Regions from separate parts of the Homo sapiens genome. Here region 1 is linked to region 2. The links are chromatin contacts, found by POLR2A ChIA-PET in ENCODE. All regions are on one chromosome and are shown on one strand. Each heading gives the region's core, a stretch centred on a gene start or an enhancer-like site at or near the end of the contact. The rest is flanking DNA. Distances are from core to core; before and after follow the strand shown.

Region 1 (6,961 bases), core at 4,062-6,561, 44 kb after region 2:
AATACTGATTGGATAGTCAGTACTAAGAAACTCTTGGCTGGGCACAGTGGCTCATTCCTGTAATCCCAGCACTTTGGGAGGCCAAGGCGAGTGGATCACCTGAAGTCAGGAGTTTGAGACCACCCTGGCCAACATGGTGAAACCCCGTCTCTACTAAAAATACAAAAATTAGTTGAGCATGGTGGCAGGCGCCTGTAATCCCAGCTACTTAGGAGGCTGAGGCAGGAGAATTGCTTGAATCCAGGAGGCGGAGGTTGTAGTGAGCTGAGATCACGCCATTGCACTCCAGACTGGGTGACAGAGCGAGATTCCATCTCAAAAAAAAAAAAAAAGAAAGAAACTCTTCATTTGTTTTAGTTGTGAAATGGTATTATGGCTATGTTTTCCTCAAGAGTTCCTATGTTTTAGAAATGCATACCGAAATAGTTATGCATGAAAACTATGACAGAGATTTGCTTTAAAATAACATGGGAGGGGAGAAGTTGGGTAGAGGCGTAAATGAAATAAGCCTGGCCGGGACTTAATAACTGTTGATGCCAGCTCATCAGTACCTGAGAGTGTATTATGCCATTTCCTCTACTCTTGTATGTACAACCAGTTTCCATAAGACAAGGTTAAAAAGTTATGAAAGGGTGTAGTCAATTATGTCTCCAGCTTCCTTTCAAGTGCTTGAAAAGTATTAAATTATCATCAGGTTTTGTTTTTCCCAACTAAATACTAAGTAGCCCAAACTCTGCAGAATTTTCACAATAAGTCCTTTGTTGGTTTGTTGCTCCAAGGAAAGTCACTGGTGACTCGGGGGTGATGGAATCTCCTCCTGCGGCCTCCTGGCAACACCCAAAGGGAAAACCTATTACTCCAAAGCCTTTCAATTGTCCCTGATTTCCCTGGCCCCTGCCTGGTCTGGTCTGGCATGGGCAAGCTGGGAAGGTTCCCTAACTGGAGCAGGAGCTCCAGAGAACCCCTTCTGCTCCAGGAGGCCTGGGGCTGCTCTTACCTTTTAAAATGTAGTCCGTTAGCAAAGTAGGCACCTTCTCATTATCCTCCTTCATGGCAAAGAGAACTAGGAAAGGAGACAGAGAGAGGAACTAAGATACCATCTGGTCAGAGGTTCACTTCTAGGGCCACATGACCCACCAGCCCAGAGTGAGAGAGAAATGATTCAAAAGAACCAGACATTTATTGAGTATTGAGCAAAAGTCTAGAAGGCTCTATCAGGGGTCAGCATTTCAGGGGCAAGGGCTAAAAAACTACCTATCCGGTACTATGTTCACTACCTGGGTGACAGGTTTAGTTTCAGTTGTAACCCAGACCTTGAGCCCAGGCATTCAAGACCAGCCTGGGCAATATGGCAGAACCTCATTTCTAATTAAAAAAAAAAAAGATAGCTGGGTGTGGTGGCACACGCCTGTAGTCCAAAGTACTTGAGAGGCATCACGCAATATGCCCCCGTAACAAACCTGCACATGGTGATAGACGAGAACACAGCAAGAGCCACAGTGTTTGTCTCTAGGTAGTGGACCTACTGGTGACTTTCTTTTCTTTTTTATTTTTGAGACAGGATCTCGCCCTGCCACACAGGCTGAAGTGCAGTGGCGTGTTCTCAGCTCACTACAGCCTCAAACTCCTGGGTTCAAGTAATCCTCCCCCTCTCAGCCTCCCAAGTAGCTGAGACTTACAGGCACGTGCCACTATGCCCAGCTAATTTTTTTTTTTTTTTTAGTAAAGATGAGGTTTTGCCATGTTGCCCAGGCTGGTCTTGAACTCCTGGGCTCAAGCAATCTTCCCCACTTGGCCTCCCAAAGTGACCTGTGATCATGCCACTGCACTCCAACCTGGGCAACAGAGTGAGACTCTGTCTCAAAAACAAGAAAAAGACCATCCTGGACAACATAGCAAGACTTTGTCTCTATAAAAAAAAAAAAAAAAAAAAAAAAAAGAAGAAGAGGAAGAAAAGAAAAATAAGAGAGAGCTATATGTACAAGACATAGTTATCAGTGAAGAAAGGTTACAGAACATTTATTAACTTTATAATTAAATGCTAATGTTCATAGAAAAAAAATCTAGAACAATAATACATGAAACTGTTAAGTAGTTATCTCTGAGTGTAAGACAATAGGGGATGTTCTTTTCTATGCTGCATTTCTGTGGGGTCTGGCTTTTCTCAATGAGCATGTATTACTTTTGTAAGCCAAGAAAACACTAAAGATCAACTGGCACTGATAGCTAGGGTCAGAAGGCAGCTGCAACAGTGGGATTGCCACTTCATTTCGATATCCTTGTCCTCCTTTGATTGATTACCTTGACTAGTTTCAAGACAGGGTAATGAAACTTGAATCCAAGAATTAGGAGTGAGTGAGGAAGAAAATCCAATGGTGGCGTGAGTCAGCAGCCAGGTCCAGAAAAAGAGACTCAACCTGAGGCCATTGAGGGGTTGGTTTGTTTCTGTTTTATTTCTTCTGTATCTTTAGACATGTATTCATCTCAGCTTAAGTGGATTCTAGGGGGTCCTGGTTTCTTCTGGGTTTTTTTTTTTTTTTGAGACGGAGTTTCACTCTTGTCATCCAGGCTGGAGTGCAGTGGTGCGATCTCAGCTCACTGCAACCTCCGCCTCCCGGGTTCAAGCGATTCTCCTGCCTCAGCCTCCCAAGTAGCTGGGATTACAGGCGTGCACCACCACATCTGGCTAATTTTTTGTATTTTTAGTAGAGATGGGGGTTTCACCATGTTGGCCAGGCTGGTCTCAAACTCCTGACCTCAGGTGATCCACCCGCCTCGGCCTCCCAAAGTGCTGGGATTACAGGCGTGAGCCACCATACTCGGCCTGTTTTATTTTTTTCTGCATTTTTAGACATGCCTTCATTTCAGCTTAGTTGTCAAGAACACTTTGCAACTGAGCATAAGCAGACTAAATGCCACACCACGAAGATCACGTAAAAATACAATAATTGCTCTTGCCAATACGTATCTAAATTAATCTCCAAAATCTAAAATTTACAAGGATTGGCTAGTCGCAGGAGCTGGTCTTTGGCCTATGTACTTAGTTCAAAGAGTAGAAGAGAGAAGAGGCATTGTTCACAAATTCATATGAGGATCTGCCAAAAAAGAGAGGCTTCATAACCTACAGGAGAATTGGTATTCAGAAAAGATGGCAGGTTTTTTTTCTAAAAGCAATAAAATGTTGGAAGGTAGTATATCCACATGATAGAAGAGATAGCCATAAAAAGAACATTAACAAAGTGTTAACTAATGTGACTAAAATCATGACACAAAATTTTACAGCCAGTATAATCTCAACTATATAGAAAAGATACAAAATATTAAGTCTGAAAAGCACCAAAATGGTAACCATAGTGGAGTAGACAATGAGTTATTTATTTTTCTTTGTTTGCTTTTCCTTATTTCCAAAGTAGTCTAAATGATGGATATACTCTAGCTATAATTTTTTTAATGAACTTAAAAAATGTAAACAAAACCACTCAAAATAGAAAAAAGTCTGTTTCTTAATTAAAATGAAAAGATTTCACACTGAATTCCTGAATGGGTATCTGCAACAAATTAATAGCTATTTATTTTTTTGAGCTATGATAGAATACTTTACATATATCAACCTTCATAATTTGTCCAAATTACTTTCCAAATGTAACTTGTGTGAAAACACAAACATCTATAAATGTCAGTTCATCTCTATTTTCTCCCTTAAAAAAAAAGAAACTTAGTGCATATTTATGCAAATAAAGGAGTTTACAATGAGTTAAGGACAAGTCACTGTACTTTGATTTTAAAATTCCTGATTCTCAAGGACACAGTGTCTATTGATGCAGGCATGATGTAGGCAGGATTTCTGTTTGCCAGAACCTCCTGCTTTCACTCTCCAAATTGACAAAAAATGAAACGTTTGGTCACCTTCAGCACCAGGCCCCAGCAGGTATCCATCCTCCTCAGCTGAACAGAAGCTCAACTTCCCCTCTCCTTGGGTATCCAGTAGCCCCGCACTGGCCCCTTCCCTCCAGAACAGGCTGCAGTGGGCGGGGCCTCGTTAGCTGTCACTCTCTGCAGGGCACGGTTGCCAAGGAAATGGAATTTCCCTCGTGATCCTCTGGGCCTGTCACCACATCTCAGCCTAGGATTTTTCTCGTCCTAAGAGGGCCAAGCTGACACTGATGGCTAACACCATGTGCCCCCCAGCCCTTTGGGGGTCGTACTGTTTGATGTATATAAACAGTTACTGTCTACAAAAGGCTCTTTGTTACACACTGTTTTCCCTCATAGTTCAGAATGTTTATTAATATTTGACAATAGAGCAAAGTGGAGGAGAGGAGGCAGTCACTTCCTGGAAGGAAAGCTGGACTCTATTTTTTCCAGTCAGCCTTACCCCACCCAAGAAACCTTGCTTCTCATTAAAAATACAGCCAGACCCAGAGACCAGGCGCCCTGCTTCAAGGGGCACAAGTGCCGACCAGGCAACCTCAAGTTGCAGGGAGAGAGAGAACAGGGAGGCAGAGGATGCCAAGCCTTGGGAACTGCAGGGGAAAACAAAAAGTCCCCTGCACCAGCACCCCAACCTCTTTCACCAGCTCATTTTTTTTTCCCCCAGCAGGCCTCTTCCCTTATGGGAACCAGGAGAAAGAAAAAACAGCTCTGGTTATCACTGCAGAGTATTTTAATTTTACACTGTGCGGGAGGATGTGACGCAGTAATTTGGAGGGTATTTTGGCCCATGTAAACCTGCTTTGAGGAGTCTCGGGCCTGCGGCACGGAGGTACAACGTACAGGCAGGAAGGGAGAAAAAGGAGCCACTGATCTGGCTGAGAACAAGAGGAACTCACTGTTTGTCAGCATCTGCAGGTCTTCCACTGAGGGAGGAGAGGCTTTCTTCTCGTAAGGAATGACTGTGTTCAGATACTGCAAGACAAACAGCATGCAGGGGGCTTGAGACAGAAGACATGCTTCCTCTGGGTTGAGATTTAGCCTTTCTCTAAGACACACACTGCAAATCTGACCTTCTCTGAAACATTCATGGTCACTGGTACGTCACTGTTTCAGAACTTCTTACCCCTCTTTAGGGAATGTCTCTTTAAAAGTAAGACTTTCCCACATTTCTCTCCATCCCAACTTCTAGATTCTTCCTACACTACAAACTTCTCTGTTATTTAGGAATCCTGGGGAGCTTTTTCTCCTTTAGACTGAAAGCAGAGAATAAATCCAAGGGGATTATATTTTCTTATTCTTTGCAGTGCAATTTGAGAAGGAATTGTTTGTCTTTTGTCAAAAAAGATATGCAAGAGAACCTCAACCCCGCCCAGGGTCTCTGATGTCAGATTTGCTCCCTCTGCTGGATGTCAGGTGCTCCTACAACAAAACCAGCATCAGGGCCTAGTGGGCTGTCAAAGGAGTCTCAAGGAAGCCTGAGGTGGTGAGTGCCAGAGCTCTAGATCAAAGCTAAGAAGCTCACTTTTTTTTTTTTTTTTGAGACAGAGTCTCGCTCTGTCACCCAAGCTGGAGTGCAGTGGCTTGATCTCGGCTCACTGCAACCTCCACCTCCCGGGTTTAAGCGATTCTCCTGCCTCAGCCTCCCAAGTAGCTGGGATTACAGGTGCCTGCCACCACACCTGGCTAGTTTTGTATTTTTAGTAGAGATGAGGTTTCACCATGTTGGCCAGGCTGGTCTCGAATTCCTGACTTTGGGTGATTTGCCCACCTCGGCCTCCCAAAGTGCTGGGATTACAGGCGTGAGCCACCGCGCCCGGCCAGAAGCTCACATTTTAGTCTTGGCTTTGCCACTGACAGTGTGTGTGGCTTTGGAAAAATGCCTTGAATCTCCAGGCCATAGTTCTCACTGCCATAAAACAAGAGGACTGGGATCGATGCTGCTAAAATCTCTTCCCCTTCTCTAGACTCTCTAGAATTCTAGAGTTCTAGAATTCTAGCACTTAGAATTCAGCTACAAATATGTTTAAAACATATACACTTTCATGTACACTCATTCCACCATCTCAAACTTTCTGTTCACGTGCCAGCCATGTCTATTAGATTATACACTCCATGAGGACAGGGGTCAGGACTTTTCACCTTTGCACCTGAGGGCTTAACAACAGAGCTTAGCACATAGCAGGCGCTTGATAAAAGTTGTGAATGCTGTCTTAATAACCAGAAATGCAAGCTATGTCACAGGGAAATTACTGAGCCAACAAAAAGCCACAGCATGGGTTCCAACCAGAGCTGGGAAGCTGCAGAGGCAGTCTTAGTGGGAATGGCTTGGCAGGTGATCCAGTGTGGTGGAAAGTTAACTAAACTCTAGGATGGGATCTATCATCAAATGGACTCCCTCTTAATGCATTTCATCCTTAAAACAACTTAATTCTTAGACCTACAAGCAGTGTTGAGTTTTAAGTCTTGCCCATGTCCTAGAACACTAGAGCTCAAAAAAAAAAAAAAAAAAAAAGTTTGCCTTTTAAAAAGATATTCTCTGTTCCTCCTTAAGAGGAGAAAAAAGTGTTAGGACCCCTAACCCCCTAAATAAATGCTGGGATAATTCTGGTGAGTCACTGTCCCCCTGCGTTGCTGGGGAGGCCAAGCTGCAGGAGTCTAGGAAGAGAGCTTGGAGCAGGGAGACTACGCGTACCTGTTTGTCAGTTCCTGAGGAGCCAAAGGTCTGGCGGATGCCACTCTGCAGAATGTTGGAGATGCCTTCCATGCTGAAGCGCTGTGGGGGAGAGAGACTCAAGAAGGGCAAATGCTTCTTGCTACACTGTCACCACACCCAGGGACCTCTCAGCTACCAGGCTGTCCCAGATAACGCCCCAGGGTTCTGTGACTAGACAGTAAGTGTAAGACACTGGCTTACAGAGACAGGCCAGAATTGAAGCCTGAGCTTTGCAAGAATAAACAGAGTCTCAAGAACTCTTATCTTAGTAAGTCCCTCAGGGCTACAAGACCCCTCTGCATCCCCCAGTTTTCC
Region 2 (7,412 bases), core at 4,674-7,173:
GCTAGGTCCTGTGAGAACAGACACAAGCCATTGTCCAAGAGGAGCTCCCAGTCTCAGGGAGAGAGAGCCATGAGTCACAATGAGGATCTAGATAAATCATGTCAGCCGTGAAATGCTCAGGGTCAAGAGTACAGAGGAAAGGAGCAGCCAAAGAGATGGGGAGAGGAGCTGCAGGCAGGGATTCTGGATTGGGTGATCCACATGTGTGGCTTGAGGTTGCCCCAGTCTCAACTCAGCATCCTTCATCCTTCCTCAGAGGGGGACCAAGTCCCAGACCCAGCCCTCACACCTTCATGGCCAGTTTGTTCCTGCTCCACAATAGGATAAACAAACCTCAGTACAGAGTGGAGAGGACAACAGGAGGATTTTGCCCATTGTGATTGGAGAAGTTACAGATTCATTGGCCTTGGGAGGGCTTCCTCTGGGAGGTGGCATTTCAGGCAGGCTTGGTGAGAGTTGGTAGCCTATTTGGCAACCTTTATAAAGGTGAGTGTTTCCAATGTAGCAAGAAGTCTGAAAGAAGGCGAGAAACAGAGAGAGCCAATCAGAATCCCTAGAGAGGAGATGGGGTGAAGGGGGCTCATTCATTCACGCATCCTGCATCCATTCAGGCACCTCTGGAGCCTACTGAGTTCTGGGGATATAAAAAATGGATGCGACACAGTCCCAGGTCTCCAAGTGTAATGATGGAGTACCTTGAAGCCAAATGTGTGGGAGTTCTGTTTTGGGGCTAATAGTGGTGGCCGACTGCTAAAGACTTTAAAGGTAGTGGAGAATGTAGGCAACAGGGTCAGGGCTGGAGACACGCTGGAGACAAATCAATTGAGCAGCCACATCTTGTATTGGTCCAAGAAGAGCTGGCAGAAGGAGGGGAGACGGTGAACATTTATTGAGCTCCCCTCTGTCTCAAACATGGTGTGTACTAGGTGCTTTCCACAGATTATCTAATTTACTCTTCATGACAGGCTGCAAGGTACACATGATTTTCTCCATTTTACATCCAAGAAAAGAGAAGCTGAGAGAAGTGAAGACCCTGGCTCAAAGTCACACACCTAGCAAGTGCTGGAGTCCGGGATGGGCTACTCCAGAGCCCATGTTCTTCTTGCTACATGGGGATATGTTTTTGTGACACATGGGGAGAAGAATCAGGGGTCCTGGGACCTGGGTGGAGAGTGATGACCCTACCTAGCTATTGGTCAGTGGGGTAGGGACTACAGAGGAAGAAGCCAATTGCTACGAAGCAAGAATTTGGATTTGCTAGTAGACTGGAAGTAGGGAAATGAGAGGTACAAAGTTGAGGACATTCTGAGATGCTAGGCCCAGCTGCCAGATGCGACTCTGCAGCTCTGCGCCTCCCCAGCAGAATAGGAAGGGGGCTAATCAATGCATCCCCACCTGAGAAGGGTGGCACTTGCCTATTGACCTCTAAGGAATTTTGGATTTTCCAGATTGGCAGGGGGCGGAAGGGGTAGGGGGCCATCACCTCAGCCAGGACCCTAGAGGTTCTGCCCAGTGGCTAAGCATCCTGAGGACAGGACCAGGGAGAAGACTGGATGGGGCTGGGGTAGGGGGCAATCTACCCTGGAAAGATCACTACTTAGATGGACAGGGGGCATCCCTAGACTGAAGTGGAATAAAATGAGCCACACTGCCTGTCACAGGCATTAAAGCTGTCTCTTCTGCCGGTTCCTCACCCCCAGCCCTGCAGCCGTGGAGCCCAGAGACCAGAGGGTGGCCTTTGCCGCCAGGCTAGTGAAACCTGAGCGCTTCTCCCGCCTGAGAAGGAATGTTCCTTAAGAGCAGCAGCTGCTGCTTGTCCCCACAGGCCAGAACTGCCTTTCCCTTGAGACCAAGGCCCCCAACAGGAGTGGAACAAGAACAGGATTAGGTGGCTTGTTTACATGTGCTTGGCTTTCCCGAGTTTGGGAATCTGGCTTTTCTTGGTCTAAGACAGGGCCCTGGCTCTGCCAGAACGGAGGGATGCTGCCGGGAAGGGGTGTCTGGGGACAGGGACAACCTCTCCACCCTCCTAAGGCACATTTGCGCGGGCACACACACAAACACACACATCACACACACACAAACACACACACACCACCACACACAGGAATACACCCACAGCCTTAGGCCAAAGTCAGACCACACATGTATCTCGCATGTACCATGCACTTAACATTGCGCTAAGCAGTTTCGGGGAATTCAGAGAAAGACCCCTCTTTCCCTCAAAAAGCCTGCCACCAAGCTAGGGAAAGACGACGCCTGCATTAGAGAGAACCATTCTGTTGTGTCCAGTATGTAAGGCAGATGGGAGGCTTTGAAGAGTCCAGAGGACGGGCCGCGGCTGTGCCCTGGAGAGGTCAGGACAAGCTTTCCAGCAGAAAGGAGACATTCAGAACCGACCCCCACCCGCCCCGAGCCCAGGCAGGGGAGCCGCCAGCACGCGCCTTCTGGGAGGCTTTGGTGAGTGTGGTCTGAGCCGGTGGATCAGCAGAGACCTCTAGTGGCCGGGGGGAGGATGGCAGGTGGCTGGGGCTGGCTCCGCACTGCACCCCACTCCGGCCACCGACTCACCGTCACCCACCCTCCCACACAATCCTTAGGAAATGGCATGGGCTCTTTTACAGTCCTCAGCTGGAAGGATCTTTGCCAGGCCATCCCGTTCATTCCCCTGTTTCACAGGCATCCAAGTAAGATAAAAATTCCACCTATTTCAAAACAGCTTAAACAGAAACTTTTCTGTCATTTATCTCCTTCACTCCTTCATGTCTTTGTCCCATTCTGGTTTCTTCCAGGAATTCCTTCCTTGAGTGGAAATGAAGTCTTCCTTGAGTTTCCCAGGGCAGTTCAAGCCCTTTCCCTATTAAAAATGAAGCACGGTGGCTCACAGGGACAGACAGCTCTTCCTGGGCTGACGTGAGACCGCTGTGCATTCATGTGGGCCCCTGCACCCCCCACTTCCAAAAGTCATTCCACAGCTTCTCATCGTTTCTTAGTAAGGCCTTCCTTTGGAACAAGTCATCTTTCTGCTGTTCCAAATGCAATTTGGAGTAAAACTCCCCTGGGGACCACTGAGGTCTGTGAAGAATGAGTGGCAGTCGCAGTTCCAGGGTGTTGCAGCTGGCCCAGAGGATGGTGCTCGGGAGGCACCAGTTCTCTGCCATTCCAAACCCAAAGCCCTGCCTTGCTCTGCCCCTCCTGAGAGGCTCCTGCTTCTGAGTCTCAATCAACAGCACACAAGGAACAGGAGTGGGGCCGCTTCCAGGGGTGCCCATGGAGCCCGGCGTGTTGGTTTTCATCTGATTCCCAGGCCTCAGGCAGTTTCCAGAGGCTTGGGGACACCACGGCTGTCTTCCTAGTGGAACAAAACGAACAGAATTCTTGGGCTGGATAACCAGCTGTCATCCCCAGGTTCCTGGATAATTCCAGCAGGGATGTGAGGCTCTGGGTGCTGAAAAAAGTAACTAGAACCGTACCAAACACTCTTCTCACTTCCATCTGGGTGCTAAGGAGCCTAGAGGGGAGCAACTCTGTGTCTAGACACAGTGGCATCTACCTGGGTTTGGAGTCTGATAAGCCCTGAGGGGAAGCTGTCAAAAAGCTAATAATACTGTGTGCTTAGCCAACATGTGCTCCCCACGGGGTTTCCACCGCTGCTCTGGAAGTTCCTTCCTCAGAAAAGAGAGTCAGACCCTCCTTGTCTCCATTCCACGGCTCTAGAGACTAAGCCTGGACTGGAAATCGCAGCCAAGTGGAGTTGTGGGGCTAGTCAGAGACGATGCTTAGGATCCTGGGACTCGACCATTGCCCAGGAACATCTCAGACAGGGAGACATGTAGCCAGGTTTGCACAACTCTGCCTGCGTGCGCAACCCCAGCTGAACCCCTTCCATTGCTACGTAAAGAACTCAAGTGGCTTGAAGGCTTCTAGGACAGGTTTTTAAATCCCAACTGTACGACTCCCTAGTTGAGTGACCTTAGCCAAGGGAAGTGGGAAATAAATTATTGGATGGCTAAATGTGCCAGGCACTGTGCTTGCATTGGAGCCTGTCTGACCCCGAAGCACATATCCTCTCTCTGTGAGCACTCGTCCTACACTCAGAGCCAGAGGCCTTAGGCTGGAGGCACAGTTATTTGACTCTGGGAAGTCACTTCCATCCTCTCTGGACCTCAATCTCTCTTCAGGCAAATAGGACAGTCCTGCTGACCCCATGGGGTGATGGTGACATTAAAATGGAACAGCGTGGTGAAAGCTCTCTCATACTCAGCGTGTACGATCTTTGGGACCATCACAAGGAAGTTTTTAGAAATATAGATTGCTAGATGATGGGTGAGGGTCTTGACCCAGTGGCCCTGAGAATCTATGTCTAAAAAAAAAAAAAAAAAAAAAAAAAAAAAGCACACTCAAGGCAGGTTTGTGAAGCAGCTCATGTTTACAGATGTAAGGGATGAATATCATTTCCCCAGACCTCCGGGATGCCAAAATTTTGCTTCCTCTTCCCTGCCCCACCTAAAACGTTGCCAGTCCCAGCCCTGCCCTTGGACTCTATCTCTGAAGGTTTTTATTTTATTCCTTCACTGATAGAATCTGGCTGCCTCTCAGCACCTTCCAGCCAAAGACCCAGGGAAGGGAGAGAAGGGTAGGAAAGAGAAGGCTCTGATCCAATGCATAAATTGCCCTTAGTTACCCAAATTGGGTAAATTGGCATGGAGGGTATCCAAGCCACAAGGTGGAGAAGCAGCCAGGGTCTGAGTAAGCAGACGAAGCATCCAGGTGGTGGCTCACCCTCTGCCTTTGGCTAGGAAACAATGTGTGTTGGTTGAATCCCAAGGGACACATCTTGTATTTATTTTACTGACTTTGCTTGTATTTTTCTAACCTTGTTGGGTACTTTTTTGGGGGTGAAGAAAGTCTAGGACAACCTTTTATGTTTGAAATTCTCAAATATCCCTACCAGAAGAGGCACAGGCTAGCATGGATGATTCCAAACAAGGGATTGAGAAGTCACTTCCACTGGTTTTAAGGTGAATGGCATGGAGGTACCCACTCCCCCATTAAATTTACCTTCAAGCCTGGTGTGGTGGCTCACGCCTGTAATCCCATGACTCAGGAGGCTCAGGTGGGAGGATTACATGACCCCAGAAGTTTGAGACAAGCCTGGGCAACAGAGCAAGACTCTCTACCCTGTCTCAAAAAACAAACAAAAAAAAAAGTAAATTTACCTTCCGAGTTTGCTTCAGCTTCAAATATAATATCAGCACGGTTTACACACCATGAGAATGGTAGGCTGGGATGTTGGAACAAGGAGAACTCAAACTCAGAGCAGTCTCATCGCTGAAAACTCAGGCGTTGAGGGTCCCGGTGTCACATGCACTGTATACATAAGGAGATGAGGCCCACAGAAGGGTGGTGACGAGATTGCCTTTCCTCCAGTGCCCACGCTGCTTCTGGACTTCTGAGTTTTAGTTGTTTTTATCTGTTCACCTTGCCTGCAATGATGATTGGTTGACCTGCAGGATTCAAGGAGCATTTGCAGCCCAGAACCGGTGTAGGGGGCATTTGTGGGTGAAGGAGATCTGTGTTCTAGTCCTCTGGCTGCTAACGGGCTGTGTGGCCTTGGGAAGTCCCAGGCATCTCTAAACCTCAGTGCCTTATTTGTACTTCAGGGAGGGGAAATGTGTGGCTTCCAGGGGCTCTTCCAGTTTCTAGGCTTCTGCATGGCAGACTCCATTTTAGACTGCGACTGCAGGAACAGAAAGGCCAAGAGCTCTGCTCAAAGTATAAGCTTCACGGGCTAGGCGGCTCCCACGGGGCCCCAGGAAGGGGAAGCCAAGGCAAGAGCTGCCCCCTCTGTTCCCCAAGGTCACAGCAGCAGAGGTGAGCTCAGAATAGAAGCAAGGCCTCCATCGCCCCACCCACCCGGAGGAGCCACACCAGGAGGCCCGTGCGGCAGGTGGGTGGGAGGAGGGCGTGCTTGGCTCCTCTCCTCCTGGCGCTGCTTATTTATAGGAAATACTCCTCCAGCTCTTGGGCCAGAGACAACCCAGGAGAGTAAAAAAAGGCAGCTCTGGAGGAGACGCCAAGGGGGATTTAATCAGCTGAATCGAGTGAGATGTATAAATCAGTGCCGACTTCCACTTCCTGACAGGCTCTGCCAGGTTCTGTGTTGTCAGGGTCTGGGAGGAGATTCGCCATGGCTGTCCCCCGGGCTGTAACACTTTCCCTTCGTTGCTACAGGTAGGCAGTCACTGGCTCGAGGTTTCCTCCAAACACAGATTTCCGGGCTCAAAACCCTAGACTTGCCCTGGAGGCTGAAGACCCAAGCTTCTTCAAGTCCTAAAACAAAAACCGGGAAGCTGGGGCCTTCTTTTTTGCCCCATTTTGTCTATTTCCTTGACCATTTACCTGTCTCTAAATCCTTGCAGTTCACGCCTTACGATTCCAGCATTTGAGCATGGGAATGTCGCCGAAATGGCCATTGGACCTGTTAACTGGTTCAAGCCCCGTCTTCAGATGAGGAACCGTGGCTAGGAGGAGCTAAGAGACTCAGGCAGGCCTCCTGAGGCTCCCACACTTCACTCGCTGCCTTTTTTCTTCTCCGAACCTAGAGACCCTAACCTCTCCCACATCCTATTCCTTCCTCACAAATTCTCTCCAAGCACCCAGCCTCCCAGTGCAGGCTCCCCAGAAAGCAGGGAGGGCTCCACAGCAAGTCCAAGGACTTCTTTACCCAGCTGTTAACTAGGAATGGTGAGGAGAGCAGAGGGCCAGGAAAACATGTCTTACCTGCCTGGGCTAACGCAAAGAAAAGCGGCAAAGGTTCCGTGCTGGTCGGCAGTGTGGGGAGAGGAGAGTCTGTTTCCAGTGGAATCCTGTGGGCAGCCTGAGGAAGAGAACAGGATCGATGCCATGTGCCGAAGGTGGCTGAGGCTCATATGAGACACCCTTAGAAGACAGGTTATGGGAAGGCTAGGGCGGCTTTCATTTGCTTATTTAACATGTATTTTAGTATCCTGAGCTAGGTGCTAAGGATACAAAGGTGAGAGCTGGAGGCTGCTCTGTGTGTGCAGCCTAGTGTGACAGGCCTGTGATGGAGGTGTGTGGAGAGCAGCCGGGGGACGGGAAAGCATCAGGAGACAAGCGTCGCTGAAGGATGAGCAGGTGCCGACCAGGTGAAGCCATTTTCTCAGACCCGGCTGACAGTGGAATCACCTGGGGAGCTTTTAATAACCCGGAGCCCATTGAATATGATGGATCTGATCAAGAAAAAATCCAGAGCCCAGGACACACTCCTGAACAATTAAATGAGACTCTCTGAGATTGGAACCCAAGCATCATTACTGGAGATTTCAAAGTACAGCCAAGGAGGAGACCATGGGGGTTATCAGATAATTTGTGCCTTAGGTTTTCAGGGC

What was found. ChIA-PET counts read pairs that join two places held with the same protein, here RNA polymerase II (POLR2A).
Region 1: POLR2A ChIA-PET joins it to region 2 with 10 read pairs in PC-3. The contact joins two enhancer-like sites. POLR2A ChIA-PET finds 5 or more read pairs at or near these places in 4 of 52 experiments (BJ, OCI-LY7, PC-3 and 1 more).

What each region holds. Positions count from the first base shown.
Region 1 is chr11:125,447,505-125,454,465 of GRCh38, forward strand. It overlaps FEZ1 (fasciculation and elongation protein zeta 1), which reads right to left. Exons shown (of 10, transcript NM_005103.5): 7 at 6,626-6,706; 8 at 4,830-4,905; 9 at 998-1,063. Among named protein-coding and RNA genes, the nearest start is that of FEZ1, 45 kb to the right of the region's middle. RefSeq lists a silencer at 2,129-2,423 and an enhancer at 3,908-4,027. Within about 2 kb of position 5,312, at least 13 of the 41 ENCODE cell types and tissues checked have a DNase peak (open chromatin) inside an H3K27ac peak, as active enhancers do.
Region 2 is chr11:125,402,553-125,409,964 of GRCh38, forward strand. All of the region lies in intron 7 of PKNOX2 (PBX/knotted 1 homeobox 2), which reads left to right. Among named protein-coding and RNA genes, the nearest start is that of FEZ1, 90 kb to the right of the region's middle. RefSeq lists an enhancer at 6,202-7,401. Within about 2 kb of position 5,924, at least 4 of the 41 ENCODE cell types and tissues checked have a DNase peak (open chromatin) inside an H3K27ac peak, as active enhancers do.